Linked DNA regions of Homo sapiens: region 2 is linked to region 1. Evidence: chromatin loops called from intact Hi-C (ENCODE). Cell type or tissue: Caco-2. All regions are shown on one strand. Links, peaks and the distances in the headings refer to the core of each region. The heading gives the core; the rest is flanking DNA.

Region 1 (4,409 bases), core at 148-4,147:
AATGTGAATTCAAACCCTTGAAAAGTCAGGAATTCCTATTCCCCCAGTTCACCCACACAAATGGCTATATGTCCCTTTGGAAAAAGGACTGGGGGAATCTATCATATGTACTTGCTGTGGGTGATAGAATTCTTCCTGGGACCTGGTCTATCCTTCAGTTAACGAGTTCCTAGCCGGAGTAGTGGCTCGGATCCAGAAATGAGGCAGAATATGGTCATTTTTATTGGGTTGATTGGTCTCAATCTCCTGAAGATCCGTGGTTGATTTCTTTTCTTTTCTTTTCTTTGCCAGGCTGAAGTTCAGTGGCGTGCATCGTCATGGCTCGTGGCAGTCTCAAACTCCTGGGCTCAAGTGATCTTCCTACCTCAGCCTCCCAAGTAGCTTGGAGTACAGATGCATGCCACCATGCCTGGATAATTTTTAAATTTTCTATAGGGATGCGGGGGGTCTTACTACATTTCCTGGGCTGATCTTGAAACAATCCTCCTGCCTCGGCCTCCCAAAGTGTTGGGATTACAGGTGCGAGCCACCCCTCTTGGCCTCGATTTATCCTGATTGTATAATTTGAGTAATATGCTTATTGGCTGCTCATCCAAGATGTCCCTACAGATGCTATGTTCCATTAACCAGCTTCACATCTCTGTGAGTCAGACACCTCTCCCTCTTTCAATCCAAACTTGCCAGCCATTAGAATAATAGCCCACAATCTGCCCTTATCACTGCAGGACACTATCATCCCCATTGTTATCAGGGAGCCCAGTTCTGTACTAGTATCACCAATATCAGCCCAAGGCCACAGGGGACAGCCACACTGACCTTCACAGAGATGCTGGTGCCCCTCATCCCGATGACTTTATTGCTTTATTAAACAGTGTCCTCTGGCCCCTCCCACAGTCTGTCATTGGTGAGTGGGTTTTCTGGCACTCAACAGGGTATATTCACTCTAGAACATTTTCCTAACCTTTTGATCCTTTATTTTCCTGTCTGCCATGGAAGTTCCAGCACTTTCTCTCACATAATGTGGCCATGTTTTCTACAAGCTTCTAAGATCTTGTAGTGTGTTGTCACCAACTCCTAGGTTGCTTGTCAGGGTTAAATCCTGTTTCACAGGACAATGCTCTGTCTTGATTGACCCTCCTTTATCCAGCCTTATCTTCTACTCACTTTGATCCAACACCAAATATCCTGTCTTGGTTTGTGATGGTATATGTCAGCTCAGTCCTACATCTCCTTTTGAGAGCATCAACTCTTCCCTCTTTCAGCAGGCTGGCTCATGTTATGACTCAACCCTACTCATTTATCTGATGGCTCAAACAGGAGGTAGAAGTGGATCTGAAAGGAATGCCTGTGGCCTTGCAAGGCAGATGACTGCATCATCTTCAAGTGAGCGAGCAGTGCTGGTCTTTAACAGGATGAAGTGGGCCACTTCTATAGGCCCAGAGTCTGGGAGAATGTGGGAATTCAGGATGCCACCATGCCATGCCTTAAGGTCAACTTCTTCCCAACAAGGCCCTCTCCTCATTCAACCTCTTCCGAAGCTCTGTTACTCTTATTGTTGAGGCTCGGGCTTGATTCTTAGCCTCTTTTGGTGTTGGCTCATAGAAGATGAGAATCTCTTTATATGGTGTGGAAGAGGCTGTCTGACTTTGCTGCTTGCCTTTAATTGGTGATTAATTAACCTCAGCCTTTTGTTGTCTTCCTCTAGGGCATCCACTGTTGTCAGCAGCAGCCAATTCCCTAATCCTTGTAATTACCACTTTCTCTAGCTCTCAAAATCCTGATACTGCACCTGCCAGTGCATTCCCTTTTACTGGTATCCAACGCCAGCTCACACCGGGAATGTTTTAATACTTGCACCACTGTCTCATGCCAGAGGTATCCATGCTCCATCTATCCCCAGTGATGGGTCTTCAGTACCTGCCTGCCAGTGGGTGATCTGGCTGTGCCTGCGGTCTCATTTTAAAGCCACTTTCCTAGGATCACTTCCAGCACTAGCTGCTGCAGGTCAGATGCCCGGAGACTCTGAGATTTGCATGTACAGTTTATTGAAGAGTGCTCTCAGAAACAACTCCTTTGAGGAAGCCAGGGAGAAAATAGTACTGAGCAGAGGAAAAAGCCAAACTGAAATGCAGCTGCATCAGTAGCCTCAGCTGGCTCCAGGGGGAGCATTGAGGCTGAAAGAGCATTCAGAGATGTACCAATCCAAGGCACCAGGGCTGGGTCTTTGAATCGCTGCATTGAATTCAGTCATTGGATTGTGGGCTACCCTTGAAGAAGAGACATAAATGTATTGAGGCAACTTCCTTTAACCAAGGTCAATTCCAGAAAATGGATTCAGCTGTGAGCCATCAACAGCCAATAATTACTCCCAGCAACAGCCTTGAACCTGAAGGGGGACTGGGTGAGGGGCCATAGTATCCATGGCACAAGTCTCCTAGGAGTGGTTTCTTTTCTTATTATTTTTCCTTTTATATGTATTATTTCTTCCTGTCTTTTTAGGTCATTGTTGTTGTTTTTTTCTTTTTTGTTACACATTTGCTTTGTATACTTTAATTTTTTAAAAAACAGCAAAGTCATTAAGATTTATATTTAAACGACAGAGATTTTGCTATGCAGTTACATGGTTTGGCTGTGTCCACCTAAATCTCACCTTGAATTGTAATCCCAACTGTTGAGGCAGGGACTGGTAGGAGGTGATTGGATCATGGGGGTGGATTTCCCTCATGCAGTTCTCGTGATGGTGAGTGAGTTCTCACGAGATCTGACGGTTTAAAAGCATCTGGCAGTTCCCCTCGTCCTTGCTCTTTCTCTAGGTCCTGCTGCCCTGTGAGGAAGGTGCTTGCTTCTCCTCCTTCAGCCATGCTTGTAGTTTCCTGAGGCCTTCCCAGCCATGCAGAACTGTGAGTCAATTAAACCTCCTTTCCTTATAAATTACTCAGTCTCGGGTAGTATATTTACAGCAGTGTGAGAACGGACTAATACACCTAGTTACTCCTCTTTACATTATTTTCTAAATAGTCTGTATTTGTTGCTTGCTTTTTGACTTAGAAGTTATTTAGGAGAGACTTAATATTTAACCTTTTTCAAGTGGTTGTTTTTTCCAAAGTTAATTTTACGAATTTATGGTTATATCATGGTGTAGTCAGAGAATGTAGCCAACGTAGTATCTGCTTTTGTCATTTATTACAGTTTTCTGTTTTCCATTAAGTTTTGTTTCCATTTTTCTTGCGTATACCAAGGAAGATAAAAAATAACAATGCAGTTGAATCTGACAAACACATTGGTGTGTAATGAAATGTATGGTGTGCAGGATATACAGAAAAAGCAGAGGATATGTTTTTTCCTCTTTGTCTTTCTTTATATTACCAAAGTTCTTGGCACATAAGAAATGAATATGAGAACAGTATGAAAGTGAAGCAGTTCTCTTTATTCCTTTGTGCCTTCTCATACTGATCAGGGAAAAGAAACCAGGATGATAAGTTTTTGCACTGGTGAAACCCTATCTCTACTAAAAATAGAAAAATTAGCTGGGCGTGGTGGCACGCACCTATAATCTCAGATACTCAGGAGGCTGAGGCAGGAGAATCACTTGAACCCAGGAGGCGAAGGTTGCAGTGAGTCAAGATTGCACCACTGCACTGCAGCCTGAACAACAGAGCGAGACTCCGTCTCAAAACAAAAAAATATATATATACACATACATATATATATAAATAATTTCTGAGTATGTATTTATTGCTTTAAAAATCAAGCAACAGAATTGTTATTGTAATAAGCGTGAGAGGGTTTCCCAGGCAACATTGGATTCTGATTGGCTGAGTCAAGGTAAAATGATGCAGCGCACAAGTTTTGTGTTTTAGACTTGAAGCTCAAGTGTACTTACTTAGTTTTTGATCTCGATAAAATAGTCTTAAGGAAAATCATAAAAAATTTTGATTATGTGGATTTTGGCAAAACAGAGATGGAGTGCACATAGGGCAAGAAGTACTCGTGATTCTTGATTAAACTTCCAGTGTTTTGAAAATCAAGTTAAAATTTCTGAAGATTTATACTCCGTTTAATTGTATTAGCACAATTTATAAATTATTGCAACTTTTCACTAAAATCCTGTCCTTCCTCAGTCTTCATTGTATATGTCTAACCTATATTTTTAGAAGAGTTTTATGTGCCAAACTACCAATGATGAGAATTATATATTTCAAACAAATATTCTAAGTTTTTGAAATAAAACCACAAATAAATTACCTATTGTACATAGAATGTTGCCATCTAGATATTTTTCCAGAAGAGTAGAAAGTATTCTCATTTTGATGCAAGTAGCTTGTTTTCCTTAAAGAGGTTGTTGCCCTGTTTGAGTCTATTGGTGATAATTCAAAGTAGGTTATATATTATCTTTAGTTTTAAAAGAT
Region 2 (4,409 bases), core at 327-4,326, 230 kb after region 1:
TAATATATTTGAGTTGCTTAATATTAAAGCTAATAATCTAAGATCAAGAATTAAAGGACATGCCATAGTATATGCAGCAGTGTTAAAATGGAGAAGAGCAACGTTAAGATGCCACTAAGAGCAAATACTAGAATTCTAAAATGACGTAATTTCCTTGGTTAAACACATTCTGGAATACATACAACTCCTGGTTATAGAAGGAAATAGAATTTTAAACTGTTACATGAAACTCAACTGTGGCCTGTATAGTGAGCAGTAGTCAAAATGAGTTATGACCAGAAAGAAAAAGATCATTGTTGCCATTTACTGGGAAAGTATGAATAGACCATGAAGAAATCTTAGGGTCCGTACACATGAGGAAGGTAGAAACTTCTTATTTCTAGTCAATACTTAAGGACTTTATTTATACCATTAAAACAGGTCAGGTTAAGGAATCTATTCCATGACCAACTGAATTTATACTTTAAAAAGAAACCTCTGACTTTTAGAAAATTTTTTTTAATTGCAAATCTTATTGGCAGTTATTTTCAATTACCACACTTTTCGTTAACAGATAAGATTACTATTTAGGTTCTTTTCTGACTTAAAGTGGTGCTTTGTATTGATAGTTGGTGATTAAGTTTGATTTGCGGAAGTTAACATGTATAAATATATATAATATATTAATATATAAGTATATATAATATAAATATATATAAAGTAGGAAGTCTGGAAATTGTGTTTTAATTATATCATACAATATTTCTTTATGGATCTTTTATATGTAGTAGGAAATAGACTTCTTGTGTGTTTTTTTGTTTGTTTGTTTTGAGACAGAGTCTCGCTTTGTCACCCAGGCTGGAGTGCAGTGGCGCGATCTCGGCTTACTGCAAGCTCTGCCTCCCGGATTCATGCCATTCTCCTGCCTCAGCCTCCCCAGTAGCTGGGACTACAGGCGCCCGCCACCATGCCTGTCTAATTTTTTTTTGTATTTTTAGTGGAGACGGGGTTTCACCGTGTTAGCCAGAATGGTCTTGATCTCCTGACCTCGTGATCCACCTGTCTCGGCCTCCCAAAGTGCTGGGATTACAGGTGTGAGCCACCGCGCCTGGCCAACTTCTTATGTTTAAAGCATTTTAGTTTAGACATTTGATAAAGTTCAAATGACAGCCATGTTGTGCAGTTCTATAGTAGTTTTACACAATCAATGAGTGACTTTTTATATCACACGTTTGGAAGTATATAAGATTTAACTTAAAGTAAATTAGATTGATTTTGCAAGTGTTTATTGTGGAAAGCTTCACAGTTTTTCAACATGCTGCTGTCTCTTAAAACATCACTGAAGCTTCTTGTTTTGAATTGCCTTCAAAGCTTGCTGCATATTCTTCACATTAGCCTCATTAGTAGTAAATCTTAAAGTTGGGTTTGATTTTTGGCTATAGCTAACAGTCATTTGGAGCTAAATTTGGTGACTAAATTAGGTTAGCAAGCTCGGATAAATACTTTGTATTGATAAAAAGATCTGAATATACATTTCATGTAATGCTGATAGACTGCCTTGAGGACTGTTCTCAAAGAAAAGTCCCAGAGAAGTTTTGAGTGATATTGACACAAAGTAATAAATCTGTAGCTTTACAAGGTAGTAGAAAGTATTAGAGCAAATGACTCTTGGACTACTTATTACTTCGTGGGTAGCAATTTTTTTAAAAAAAGTTTGCCCGCAGGATAAAAATGGGTAAAAAAAAAGTGATCTTAATTTTAGAGAAGTGGGAAAATATAGAGCTAGAAGAAAATATTTCAATTATCTGCCTGCTTTTAATATTAAAAACAAAGATCATGATAGTATTCATTATATATTTCTATAATAAAGCAAGTTAAAACCGAGTGGCAGAGGAATTAGAATAATGTTAGAGATAGAGGTAGTAGCTGAGAATACCACTGAGGAAGAAAGCAGGATACACATAGAAACGTATACAGAAAAAATGCATAAATACAAATATAAATGAAAATGGAGTAATATCTCCATCTTGTGGCCTTCTTTGGATATTGCTATTAAAAATGTTGAGGGGTTGTATTTTCACAACTGTAGGCATAAGTAAGAATAAAATATGAGACAGACGAAAACAAAATACGAGTCAGAGAGTTCTTGCAGTATTTTGCAGGGCCTTTTAAGACCGAGCTTCCCAATTGGTGTGCTGCAAGCATGCTGAGATAGTGATGCCCTGCCTTGAGCAGCCTTAACAGTTTCCTCCAGTGTGTCTTACAAATACAATTTTCTGTAACGTGCCATGGTATGAAAGAGGTTGGGAAAGCACTGCTAAGGCATGCAGTTCTGATGCTTTTCTTCCAGGGGAAAATTTATGAGCGAGAGGGTGCAGGTGTGTGTGCGTATGCATTTATATACTTATGTGTGTATAGTAAATATATTTATAAATTTATGAGTGTATAGGCTGAGTATATAAATTTATGAGTATAAAATGTTCAGCTTGTAAAGTATATATATATGGTAAATATAAAAGTATATATGTAAACATAAAATTGTTTTATAAAATGATTCTTATCAAAATGTTTCCTATACTAAAGATCCTTGTTTAGCTCTCGTAGAAACAAAAGTATTGTTAAAGTATGGCCGAGGGAATTTAGATAGAGACGAAATCAATAAGTCTTTGATTAATTAGCATTCTTTACTTGATTACTTAGCCTGGATGTCAGAATGGCCATTAAATGTTACCAAAGTTTACAATAACTCCAGAGTAATACTTTAATGATCTGTAACGATCCACTGTATGAAGAGGATACAGATGACTTTGAAATGTATAAATATTCAAATTCTGGGTAGCCTAAAGAAATATTTTGTGACACTAAGGGATAAGATAATATTTTACATATAAATCATGACTGACAGATATTTCAGATTTTTGACAGCTGACACACTTTTTCAAGCCATTGATCCCTTAGAGCAGCACTGTGCAATAGATATGTGATACAAAACACAGAGGTGATGTTAAATTTTCTAAAAGTCACATTTAAGAATGTAAAAAACAGATGAACTTAATTTTTTTTTTTTTGAAATGGAGTCTTGCTCTGTTGCTCAGGCTGGAGTGCAGTGGCACAATCTCTGCTCACTGCAACCTCGTTCTCCTGGGTTCAAGCGATTCTCCTGCCTCAGCCTCCCTAGTAGCTAGGATTACAGGAGTGCACCACCATGCCCAGCCTGAAATTAATTTTGATAATGTATTTTATTTAACCCAATATACTAAAATATTATTCCAACATGGAGTCACATTTTCAAAAATTACTATTATTTTTTGAGACAGAGTCTCGTTCTGTCGCCCAGGCTGGTGTGCGATGGCACGATCTCAGATCACTGCAACCTCCGCCTCCCGGATTCAAGCAATTCTCCTGTCTCAGCCTCCCAAGTAACTGGGACTACGGGCACATGCCACCACACCCAGCTAATTTTTGCATTTTTAGTAGAGACGGGGTTTCACCATATTGGTCAGGCTGGTCTCGAACTCCTGATGTCAGGCGATCCGCCAACCTTGGCCTCCCAGAGTGCTGGGATTACAGGCGTGAGCCACCATGTCCAGCCAAAAATTATTAATGAAGTATTTCACATTTTAATTTTTTGTACTAAGTCAGCAAAATCCGTGTATGTTTTACATTTATACTTCTAGCACACCTTAATTTGGAAGCCAAATTTTGATTGAAAATACTTGATCTGTATTGAGATTTCATAAGGCATATAGCTAACAGGTACATTCACGTACCCAAATCGTTATAAGCAAAACTTTCCAGTAACTCAGTAGAATATCAGTTTTTCAATTTAAATATAAATTAATTAAAATTTTGGTTTCTCATTTGTACTGGCACATTTTAAGTGCTTAAATATGCCTAATGCTTATTGGATAGCATACATTGGATAGCCTTAGGGAATTAACATTTCTGTATTGTGTAGATATAGCTAAATGTTTTTGGATAAAATCACTGATTATTGTTTTTCACTGACTATTGTTTCCATTTTGTTAGGGACATAGTTTGTAGTTTTCGTATTTTTTTAAACCCAGTGTAGCTTTTGTTGTTTTGTTTTTAGGTTGTTCCAATTGTGCTAGCTATCATATTCCTAGTTACTTATCTATAGTATACATTTTGACCATGCTTTGTTCTGTAAAGGCTATTGGTATAAAGTTCATGCTGTTCTAGGAACATTGGTTGTCTGAACTTCCATGCATAGGCTTGTCTGCTAAGGGTGGTTTCAGGTAATCACTTTAATTAAAGTTGGTCATTTACTTTTGCTAGCTCATCTATTATATTTTATAATTCTTTAAGTGTTATTTATTAACAGTATATTAGGTCGTTAGTGATATTTTGACCAGGAAATCACTGGAGTTCCTATTTTGTAGTTTTAGCTTTCAGGGTGCCCATTCTCC

What was found. Peaks named below come from ENCODE experiments on the same cell type or tissue, not always from the same donor. Only the 100,000 strongest peaks of a DNase experiment are listed, where the experiment ranks them.
Region 2: it touches region 1 in a loop (14-fold over the local background); 50 of 110 quality-filtered maps call a loop at or near these places.

Annotation. Positions count from the first base shown.
Region 1 is chr10:22,216,407-22,220,815 of GRCh38, reverse strand. It overlaps EBLN1 (endogenous Bornavirus like nucleoprotein 1), which reads left to right and starts at 2,801. Exons shown (of 3, transcript NM_001394757.1): 1 at 2,801-2,900. In Caco-2, for the core only: a CTCF peak has its summit at 2,185; no DNase peak of the experiment used is centred there.
Region 2 is chr10:21,991,191-21,995,599 of GRCh38, reverse strand. The region is part of intron 1 of DNAJC1 (DnaJ heat shock protein family (Hsp40) member C1); the gene reads left to right. Among named protein-coding and RNA genes, the nearest start is that of DNAJC1, 10 kb to the left of the region's middle. In Caco-2, for the core only: a CTCF peak has its summit at 2,013 (motif pointing left); no DNase peak of the experiment used is centred there.